Regions from separate parts of the Homo sapiens genome. Here region 2 is linked to region 1. Evidence: read pairs that join two places in POLR2A ChIA-PET (ENCODE). Cell type or tissue: MCF 10A. All regions are shown on one strand.

Evidence for each region. Peaks named below come from ENCODE experiments on the same cell type or tissue, not always from the same donor. Only the 100,000 strongest peaks of a DNase experiment are listed, where the experiment ranks them.
Region 2: POLR2A ChIA-PET joins it to region 1 with 5 read pairs; 2 of 35 experiments call an interaction of 5 or more read pairs at or near these places.

Annotation. Positions count from the first base shown.
Region 1 is chr7:32,614,497-32,619,496 of GRCh38, reverse strand. It overlaps the pseudogene DPY19L1P1. Among named protein-coding and RNA genes, the nearest start is that of MIR550A2, 120 kb to the left of the region's middle. In MCF 10A, no CTCF peak of the experiment used is centred here; a DNase peak (open chromatin) is centred at 2,656.
Region 2 is chr7:33,100,615-33,105,614 of GRCh38, reverse strand. The region is part of intron 1 of RP9 (RP9 pre-mRNA splicing factor); the gene reads left to right. Among named protein-coding and RNA genes, the nearest start is that of RP9, 6.3 kb to the left of the region's middle. In MCF 10A, no CTCF peak of the experiment used is centred here; no DNase peak of the experiment used is centred here.

The DNA.
Region 1 (5,000 bases):
ACCATTAAATGGGTGGTCTACAATCTGTGGAAAGATTTTTAAAACTTTAAAACTATAGTTGAAAATGTATTCATTCATTCATTCATTCAGTACGTCCTGTGTGTCTGATAGTAGAAAGTATCCTAGAGATAGAAAACTGATTAAGGTATGGTCTAGCGGAAAATTCGGAAAATAGAAACAATTCTTAGCAGTTATAATACAGTGTAATAAAGGCTATGATAAAAAATGAAGTACAGAGTGCTGCAGGAATACACAGGAGGAGCATCAGGGAAGGATCCTGGAAGTCAGCTCTGAGGATGAGAGCTGAAAGGTGGGTGAGTCAGCCAGTATGCAGAGTGCGAGCAGGAAGACAAGTGAAATAACCCTAGTCCTGCATTTATGGAATCTGTTTTATTCACTGGGGAACATGAACCAGTTAAGGTATTAATTCAGGTTAAAGCGATTATTGTCATTTTCTGTCATAGCCTAAAATTATGCCAGGGCCAAAAAATGCTATAAGCTATGTTATTTGCAAATTAGAAATAACTTAGTTGTAACTTTAGTATTTTTAGAAATACGTAACTTTGATCAAGGGCATTGGCTCATAAATTCTTAATTTTGACATTGGTTAAAGGAAGAGAGTGGCAAGGCTACCCAGCCTTTCATTTCCTACTGAGTTCTCTACTTTTACTGATAGTGCCTCTGAGTGTAGGTTTTTAGCTGTCTGCCCCAAATCAGGTCAGCCTGCTCCAGTAGTAAAGGTTATTTTTATGACTAGTCATACTCCATCCTGCCCCCTTCAAAAGAACTATTTCACTAACAGTATGGGGGAGATGGGGGTGGTGCCGAGGTGGATGGGAGCAAACTAGGTAAAAATGCCACAGACTCCCACTGTTTTTACCCAGAGTTTCTCAGTTTTTTATGAATCAATGCTTCCCACGTTGTTGCTTCCTTTTGGTTAATTTCTAGAACCCTATATGAGTGTTTTTTTAAATAATTTTGTCCAACTTTAAAGTTGTTTTGGAGAATGGGAGATACCAGTTTCTTAACTCGGCCATATTTGGAAGTCGACACATTTTTTGATATATGAGTGTTGATCTAGCTTGTATCCTGGGATAAACCTCACCTGCTCAAATGTAGTATTTCTTTTCTATATTGCTGTATTTGGTTGGCTAATATTTTTAAGGATTTTCGTCTATTATTCATGAGGAATATTTGTTGTAGTTTTCTTTTCTCGTAATGATTTTGTCTGGTTTTGGTTTCAGGGTAATGTCATCTCCTAAAATTATTTGCAAGTGTTCTGTCTCCTGTTTTCAGAGAGATTTTTGTGTAGAATTGGTATTATCTCTTCCTTAAGTGTTTGGTAGAATTTGGCAGTGAAGCCCTCACGGCCTGGAGCTTTCTTTGTGGGTAGGTTTTTTATTACAAATTCAATTTCATTAGGAAGCTCTCCAGTTCATCTGGAGTGAACTTTGGTAGTTTATGTCCTTAGAGGAATTTTGCCCATTTTATATATGTCATCAAATGGATAATGCCTTTTGAATTTAGTCAGTTAAAATTCTTACTGGAATTTTTGTGTATATGCGTATTTGCGAAGTGATCTTTTGTTCTTTGGTTGACGTCTCCTTATTTGGATTTGGAATTAATATTGGTCTCCTATTAAGAGCTGTTGTGTCTGTTTGTTTTTGGTGTTCTTTTTTTTTTTATTTTTCCTACTTCCTGGCAACTTGGAAAAGATTTTTTTAAAAGTTTAATAACTCATCCATGTTAACCATCTCATTCTAGGGCTTTTTGGGAGGGAAAATACTTGATTTCTATTTCAGATATTTGAATGCTTTTTGTTCTATTCAAGTTTTCTATTTCTTTTTGTGCCAGTTTTGGTGTTTTATGATTTTCCAGAAATGTATCCATTTTACCTAGGTTTTACAATTTATTAGCAAATTGTGTAGCCTACTCTTCTTATTTTAATTATGTTGAGTCCATAGTTATTTCTCCCTTTTTCATTTGCTTTTTGTTTGCATCTTTTATTTCCTTCATTAGACTTGCTCTAGAGGTCTATTGTTTTAATATTTTTAAAGTTATACCTTTTTTTAGTCCTCTTTGGTTTTATTGTGTTTCTCTTTGTCACCAATTCCTGTCCTTATTCTCACTTCTTTTTGTTTCCTCTCTTCTGATACCCAAGGGAAATGCTTAGCTCTGTTGTTTTCACCTCTCTTATTTTCTGATCAATGCTTTTAAAGCTAAATTTTTCTTAGAAGTATATAGTACTTTTTAATGTATCTTACAAATTGTCTATTTGTGATTTTTTTAAAGGTTAAGTTTTATGATATTTAATTTCTAATCAAAATAATTTTTAAAGCAATTTCTAGTTATTTTCTGGGCGACAGAGTGAGACTGTGTCTCAAAAAAAAAAAAAAAAGTTAATGCTTAATTTTCCCCTTGAATCAAGTGGGCAAATAGAATGAATATGGTGGAAATGACAGTGTATGACTTCCAAGAGTAGGTCACAGGAGGCACTGCTTTCTCCTTGCTTTCTCTCTGAGATCTCTTTCTCTAGGAGAAGCCAGCTGTCATGTCATGATGACAGTCAAGTAGCCCTATGGAAAGTTCCATGTGATAAGGAACTGAGGCCTTCTCAGTTCTAGCACTAACTTGCCAGGCATGTGAATGAATCATCTTGGAAGTAGATTCTCCAGCCCTGGGCAAGCCTTCAGATGACTGCAGCTTCTGGCTGGCGCTTAAATGCAACCTCATTAGAGACCCTGAGCCAGAACCACCCAGCCAAGCCACTGCCAAATTCCTGACCCATAGGAACTGTCTGAGTTCATAAGTATCTGTTGTTTTAGGCTACTAAGATTTGGCATAATAGCAGTGGGTAACTAATTACAGATGCTGAATCTAGGGGAAATTTTGATGATAAGCAGGATATTTCTTGATCTCAAAGTGTTGTCCCACAGACTGTTAATTATCTCTAAGAAGGAAAAAAACAGTAATTGTACAGGGATGAATCAGGCAACAACCTTAACTGGTGATCAGTATTGACACTGGCCATCATATGCCTCCAGATGTGATACCCTGAAAAGGACACAATATCACCTAGTCAGTATACTGACTAGAGTCACCTTGTCAAGATGTGCACATCTTGAATCTAATCATAAGGAAACAGCAGACAGCCTCCACACAAGGAACATCTTAAAAGAAGAAAGAGGAATTTATTTTTCCAAAAAGTCTATGTCATAAAGGACAAAGGTTCTGGAAATTTTCTTTTTTTTTTTTTTTGTTTTTGTTTTTGTTTTTGTTTTTTGAGACAGAGTCTCACTGTGTCGCCCAGGCTGGAGTGCAGTGGTGCAATCTCGGCTCACTGCAACCTCCGCCTCCCGGGTTCACGCCATTCTCCTCCCTCAGCCTCCTGAGTAGCTGGGACTACAGGCACCCGCCACCACACCCAGCTAATTTTTTTGTGTTTTTAGTAGAGACGGGGTTTCACCATGTTAGCCAGGATGGTCTTGATCTCCTGACCTCGTTATCTGCCCGTCTCGGCCTCCCAAAGTGCTGGGATTACAGGCATGAGCCACTGTGCCAGGCCGAAATTTTCTTAATTAAAAGAGACTGACAGGCTGGGTGCAGTGGCTCATGCCTGTAATTCTAGCACTTTTGGAGGCCGAGGCTGGTGGACCACCTAAAGTCAGGAGTTCAAGACCAGCCTGGCCAACATGGCGAAACCCTGTCTCTACAAAAAAATACAAAAATTAGCTGGGCATGGTGGCACGCACCTGTAATCCCAGCTACTTGGGAGGCTGAGGCAGAAGAATTGCTTGACCTGGGAGGTGGAGGTTGCAGTGAGCCAAGATCACGCCACTGCACTCCAGCCTGGGCAACAGAGTGAGACTCTGTCTCAAAAATAAAATAAAATAAAATAAAAATAAATAAAATAAATAAAAAAATAATAAAATCTGACAATTGAATGCAATACCTGACCTAAAACTGGATCCTCTAATGGAGGGAAAAGAAATACTGTCAAGAACATTATTGGGGTCGGGCACAGTGGCTCCCATCTGTGATCCCAGCACTTTGAGAGGCCAAGGTGGATGGATTGCTTGAGTCCAAGAGTTCAAGACCAGCCTGGGCAACATGGCAAAACCCCATCTCTATAGAAAAAAAAAATTATTGGGTCAAGTCACAAAATTGGAATACAAATGGTAGAGAAAATAAAATGATTGAATTAGTTTACATTTACTGAATTTGATAACTGTACCATGGTACATAAGAGAATGTCATTTTCTTGGGAAATACACATTAAGTATTTAGGAGTAAAAGATGATGATGTTTATAATGTAGCCTCAAATAGTTCAGAAAAAAAGTGTGTGTGAGTGTGTGTTTGTGCAGGGGGAGATAGCGTGTACAAATAAGCAGTACAAATGTTAACAGGTGAATCTGGGTAAATGGTAATGGGTGTTCTTTTTATTATTTCCATCTTTGCAACTTATTTGTAAATTTGAAATTATTTCCAAATAAAAAGTTAAAAAAAATACAGCAAAAAAAGTTATATGAGATGGAAGAAAATAAGTGTGGGTAAATATGAAACAAGATCGGCCATACATTGATAATTATTGACACTGAGTGGTTTACTGTAGTATAAAAAGAAGTTTATTATGCTCTTTGACTACTATTGAATATATTTGAAATTTTTCATAATAGAAGAAGGTAAACAATAATGAGGGCATCTGAATTTGAAGATCGCTAATTGTATTTCCCAGCTCTAAAGCTCTATGGCCATTTGAGTGTGATGAATTATGTATGTTAGGTATGATCCTATTTTTTTTTTTTTTTGAGACAAGGTCTTGCTATGTTGCCCAGGCTGGCTTTGAACTCCTGACCTCAAGCAGCCCTCCTGCCTTGGAGGCCTTTTGAATAGCTGGGACTACAGGCTTACACCACTGTGCCCAGTGGTTAGCACATTTCCTGGCACATAGTATAGTAATTGTTCAATATATGTTAGTAATAACTTATTATTGGATGAG
Region 2 (5,000 bases), 490 kb before region 1:
GCTCATGTTTTTATGGCCACCTCTGACACAGAAAGGCAAGGAAATGTTAGGGTAATATTTGTAGGAGTTTATTATTATTATTTTAAATATTTTTTTAAAAGTTCCACTGAGATTTTATCTTCTTTAAAAAAAAAATTAAAGTTATTTGTAGGGCTTCTGGCTTGCTTTGTGGGAGACTTGTTCTAGTTTTTATGGCCCACTTGTGGAAAAGAGGAATTCTGGCCTCTCTGACTGCTTTGGGGAAGAAAGAAGGGCAGGAGACAGGAGGGCAAGAGAAGGTCAGAGAGCAACTGTCTTCTGAGGCCTTCTCTAATCTCATTTAGTTCAAAGTACTCAGCATGCCAAAGCACCATACTTTGGGGTATCATTTTCTGAGCCCCAATAGTACTTTTTCCACACATAACTACATATCAGGTAGTCAGTTCATTTTTTACCTAGACTCTTCAATCTGTTGTCCTTCAGTACACTGGTTACTTTTTAGACCTGGTCCAGCAGTGGTCCTAGGGCATCCTTTCCCACTCTCCTATCTTGCATCTCATTCCTGGATTCCATGTCTTCCTCTTTATAAGTTTACTCTCACATTTTACCAAAGCCAATTCTGCAACTTCCTATGAAAGAGTGCATTGGAGGTAAAGTTTTTGACACCTTGCATATCTGAAGATGTCTTTATTCTATCCTAAAACTTGGTACATAATTTGACTAGGTATAAAATTACAGGTCAAAAATCATTTTGGGGCTGGGCATGCTGGCTCACACCTGTAATCCCAACACTTTGGGAGGCCAAGGCAGGAGAATCATTTGAAGCCAAGAGTTCAAGACCAGCCTGGGCAACAATGTGAGACCCTGTCTCTACAAAAAATTTAAAAATTAGCCAGGCACAATGATATGGACCTGTAGTCCCAGCTACTCCAGAGGCTGAGGCAGGAGGAAAATAGTAACAACAATTTTCACTCAGTTTTGGCGATAGTACATCACTATCTTCTAGCTTCCAAAACTGCTAAGGAGTTTGATGCCATTCTGAGTCCCTTTCTTTTATAAGTTACCTGTTCAAGTTCACCTCACCCTTAAACGTTAAGAAACTATTCTTTATTGCTGCCATCCTGAAGTTTCATGATAATGTTAGTCTTTTCCAATTGACTTTTTTTTTTTTAACTTTTATTTTAGGTTTAGGGGTACCTGTGTAGGTTTGTTATACAGGTAAACTCATGTCATGGGGATTTGTTGTACAGATTATTTCATCACCCAGGTACAAAGCCTAGTACCCAAGAGTTATTTTTTCTGATGCTCACCCTCCGCCTGCCCTCCACCCTCAAGTGGGCCCCAGTGTGTGTTGTTCCCCAGTTTGTGCAGTTGACTCTTTTTTTCTTGACATGTCATGAATGCATTAACTACATATATAAATTTATGTCTTATTTCCTCTCCCCAATTTTGTTTTTTCCTTCTGTTGATTTTCTGTTGCTCTATCTCTTCTGTCTTTGTATTTTCATTGTACTTTGTAGATGTATCTTTTTCTCTACTAAACATATTTGTTATATTTCTAAATCAAAAAGCTTTTTCTCATTCTGCAAGTTGTTTTTTATATTATCCTGTTCTTGTTTCATAAGTGAAATATCTTCACTCATCTATGAGGATACTCACTCGTTTTTCTTTTTTGTTGTCTTTTGTTCCCTACATTGCCTCTATTTCTTGTTTGCTTTTTATTTTGATTGCTGTCTTACATTTAGTAATTTTTTTTTCTCTAATATCTGGGTATTCTTGAATCTCAACCATATTTTGTTTTGTTTTGTGTTTTTTAGAGACAAGCTCTCGTTCTGTCACCCAGGCTGGAGCACAGTGGCACGATTATAACTCACTACAGCCTCGACTTCCTGGGCTCAAGTGATCCCCCCTGAATCAGCCTACAGAGTAGCTGGGACTGCAGGTGCACACCATGACACCTAGCTAGTTTTTTTACACTTTTTTTTTTAGAGATGGAATCTTACTATGTTGCCCAGGCTGGTCGCGAACTCCTGGCTTCAAGGAATCCTCTCACTTAAGCCTCCCAAAGTGCTGGGATTACAGGCATGAGCCGCTGCTCTGGCCTCAACTCATTTAAGAGTAGGCGCTATACAGCTCTTGTCAAGGGCAGCTGTGTGTGGGAGAGAAAAAAGAGAGAAGGTGTTGTTTGTTGATCAGATAGCTTCATGATAGGGCGCTCATGCTGCAGGGTACCCTTTTTATCAAGAGACTTCCAAATGTCAGTAGTTGGAGATTTTTTTCTGGGGCTCCTAAGTTCCTCTAGAGAAGGGTCTTGAGTCCTCTGCCTGGGGGCCAGGGATCTCTGCCTGGCTGCCAGTGTTGCTGAATTGGAGAGGCTAACCCTGCAGCCTCCTTCAAGTGTTGGGCAGGCAGCCTCCTGGCTATAGGAAGGAAGCCTCATCTTCTGAAAAGTGTTACTTCTTCCACCCCAGGAAATCCATTGCTATTTCCACTTTCCCAAATTTGTTGAAAACTTCCTCTGATGTTGCCTCCTTTTGGGATATCTTTATGGCCTTTTTATTTTTTCACTGTCATTTTTAAAGCATCTGGGGAAGGAGATAGATAAGCATGTTGGTCAGTTGGCCATGTTAAATGGGAAGCCCCACAGTGCTCTTTTATAAATTGAATTCAAATCTTTTCATCCCTGATGTGATGGAGTCTCCTGAGTCTCCACCACAGTTTTCCCTCGGTGACCCTGCCTGCCAGGCCCCTGAGGGCATCCGAGGCTTCCACCTGCTCCAACACTCTCTGTCACTTAATAGCTCCTGGGCTGCCAGGCATAACAGAGTGGACCTTCTGGGTGTATGTGGCAGTTTCACCTCTGCCACGCAGCCCCTTGGATGCAGCTGCAGGAACAATTGTGTGGAATGGAGTACACTTGCATTAGGGACTCTTCTCAAAGAAAACCCATCTCAACAGTCAACAGAAAGAGTAATTTGAAACACTTAACAAAAGATTTCTTACTCTGTACACACTTGAGAAGACAGCGTGTCTCAGACATAACTGGTCTTCTTCCTACTCAGAGAAAGTTAGTACAGTCTGAATGACTAAGTAAGGCTTTTCAGATGGCACAAAATAATGCATCTCAATCAACTTTTTTTTATCTTGAGAATTAACTGCAGCTGGACACGGTGGATCATGTATACAATCCCAGTACTTTGGGAGGCCAAGACAGGAGGATTGCTTGAACCCAGGAGTTCAAGGCTGCAGTGAGCTGTGATCACGCCACTGCACTCCAGCTTGGGTGACAGTGACTGCAAAGATAAATGCATACCTCTTAACTGTCACACTGTAGAACCTAAACTGTGCGTGAACATACTTCAGTTTTCTAATCTGTATTTAGTAGTTAAATACTACTTTCAGAAATATATTTTTGAGTATACTACATTAATGAATTGTTCAGCCCCGGGAAACAACATGAACCACCCTTCTTTAAACTTGTGAAACCACTTGTAAAATGGACTTTGGGAATGCCATTGCTGATAATATTATATTTCCAAATGTGCAATTGCATCACACTCATTTTCATCTTGGCAAGAACAGTTACTTTTTTTTGAGAATTTGGATCTCAATTCGATTGGCCATATATTTTTTGTATAATGCTTGTGGCTCAAAAGGATTCATTTATTGGATTTTTGGATTTATAGACTTTACTGTCAAGCTCCTTCTAGTCTCTATGCATAAGGTATAGCATTAATGTTTCTAATGAATGGCTACAGATAAACTATCATCTTCACAAGTTGTGCAGATTTCCATTGTTTTTGCTCCATTAGGCCTATGTCATGCCACAGCTTTTTGTTAGAAATATTTTAAGCACCTACTTTGGGAAAACACTGTACCACACTTACAAAGCTAATCCTGTTAATACACAGTTGTTTACTATTTAATCTTGAGGGAACAGATCTGGGATTAGTAGTATTTCTCATCCATTGTCCATCAAGTTGCTTTCTCCCACATCTTATAGAAGGGGAGAATGAATTTTTTTTTTTTTTTTTAAGACAGAGTCTCACTCTGTCTCCCAGGCTGGAGTGCAATGGTGCGATCTCAGCTCACTGCAACTTCTGCCTCCCAGGTTCAAGCAATTCTTCTGCCTCAGCCTCCTGAGTAGCTGGGATTACAGGCACCCGCCACCACGCCCAGCTAATTTTTGTATTTTTAGTAGAGACGGGGTTTCACCATGTTGGCCAAGCTAGTCTCGAATTCCTGACCTCAAGTGATCTGCCCGCCTCAGCCTCCCAAAGTGCTGGGATTACAGGCGCGAGCCACCACGCCTGGCCAAATGAAAATTTTTTCACTTTTCCCTTTGTCTATTCTTGACTCCCTTTTCCAATATTCATTGTCTTCTAAAGGGTCCCTTAAACTATGCATAAGACGAGAGTCCGAATGAAGAAAACATTAAATCATTAAGTGTTTCTCTATGTTGCAGCCATTCTGAAGTATTAAAATAAGAGAGCCAGGTGTCATGGTGCCATGGTACACAACTGTAGTCCCAGCTACTCAGGAGGCTGAGGTGGGAGGATTGCTTGAGGCCAGGGGTTTGAGACCAGCCTAGGCAACACGACAAGACCCTGTCTCAAAAAAAAAAAAAATACTTCCCTAAAGGTTTAAAGGGTCAAGGGACAGACCTGAGCTAAAAATATTTGCATATTACTCTTTTGGGAGGAGGTACAAATTGCTTTAGGAGCCTGAGAGTTGCTCTTTGAGTGCACAAACACCTCGCCTTCAGAATTTCCTTCCCATCTTGCTGCCTGTCCCATCTGGAGACTTGCGTGCTCAGCATTCTGGGTCTCCTCTGGGTTCAGTCCCTGGATGGAAATAAGGAAGGCCTGGCCAGTCTTAGATGGCAGGTGCCGCTCAGCACAGGGAGGAGAAGCATTCTGCTCTTCTCAGGTGATTGCTTGTCTGCAAACCAGTGATAAAAGCTTATTGTTGCTAAAATCTCTGATTAAAAATCCTATAGCCCCTTTTTTGCAGTAACTTGA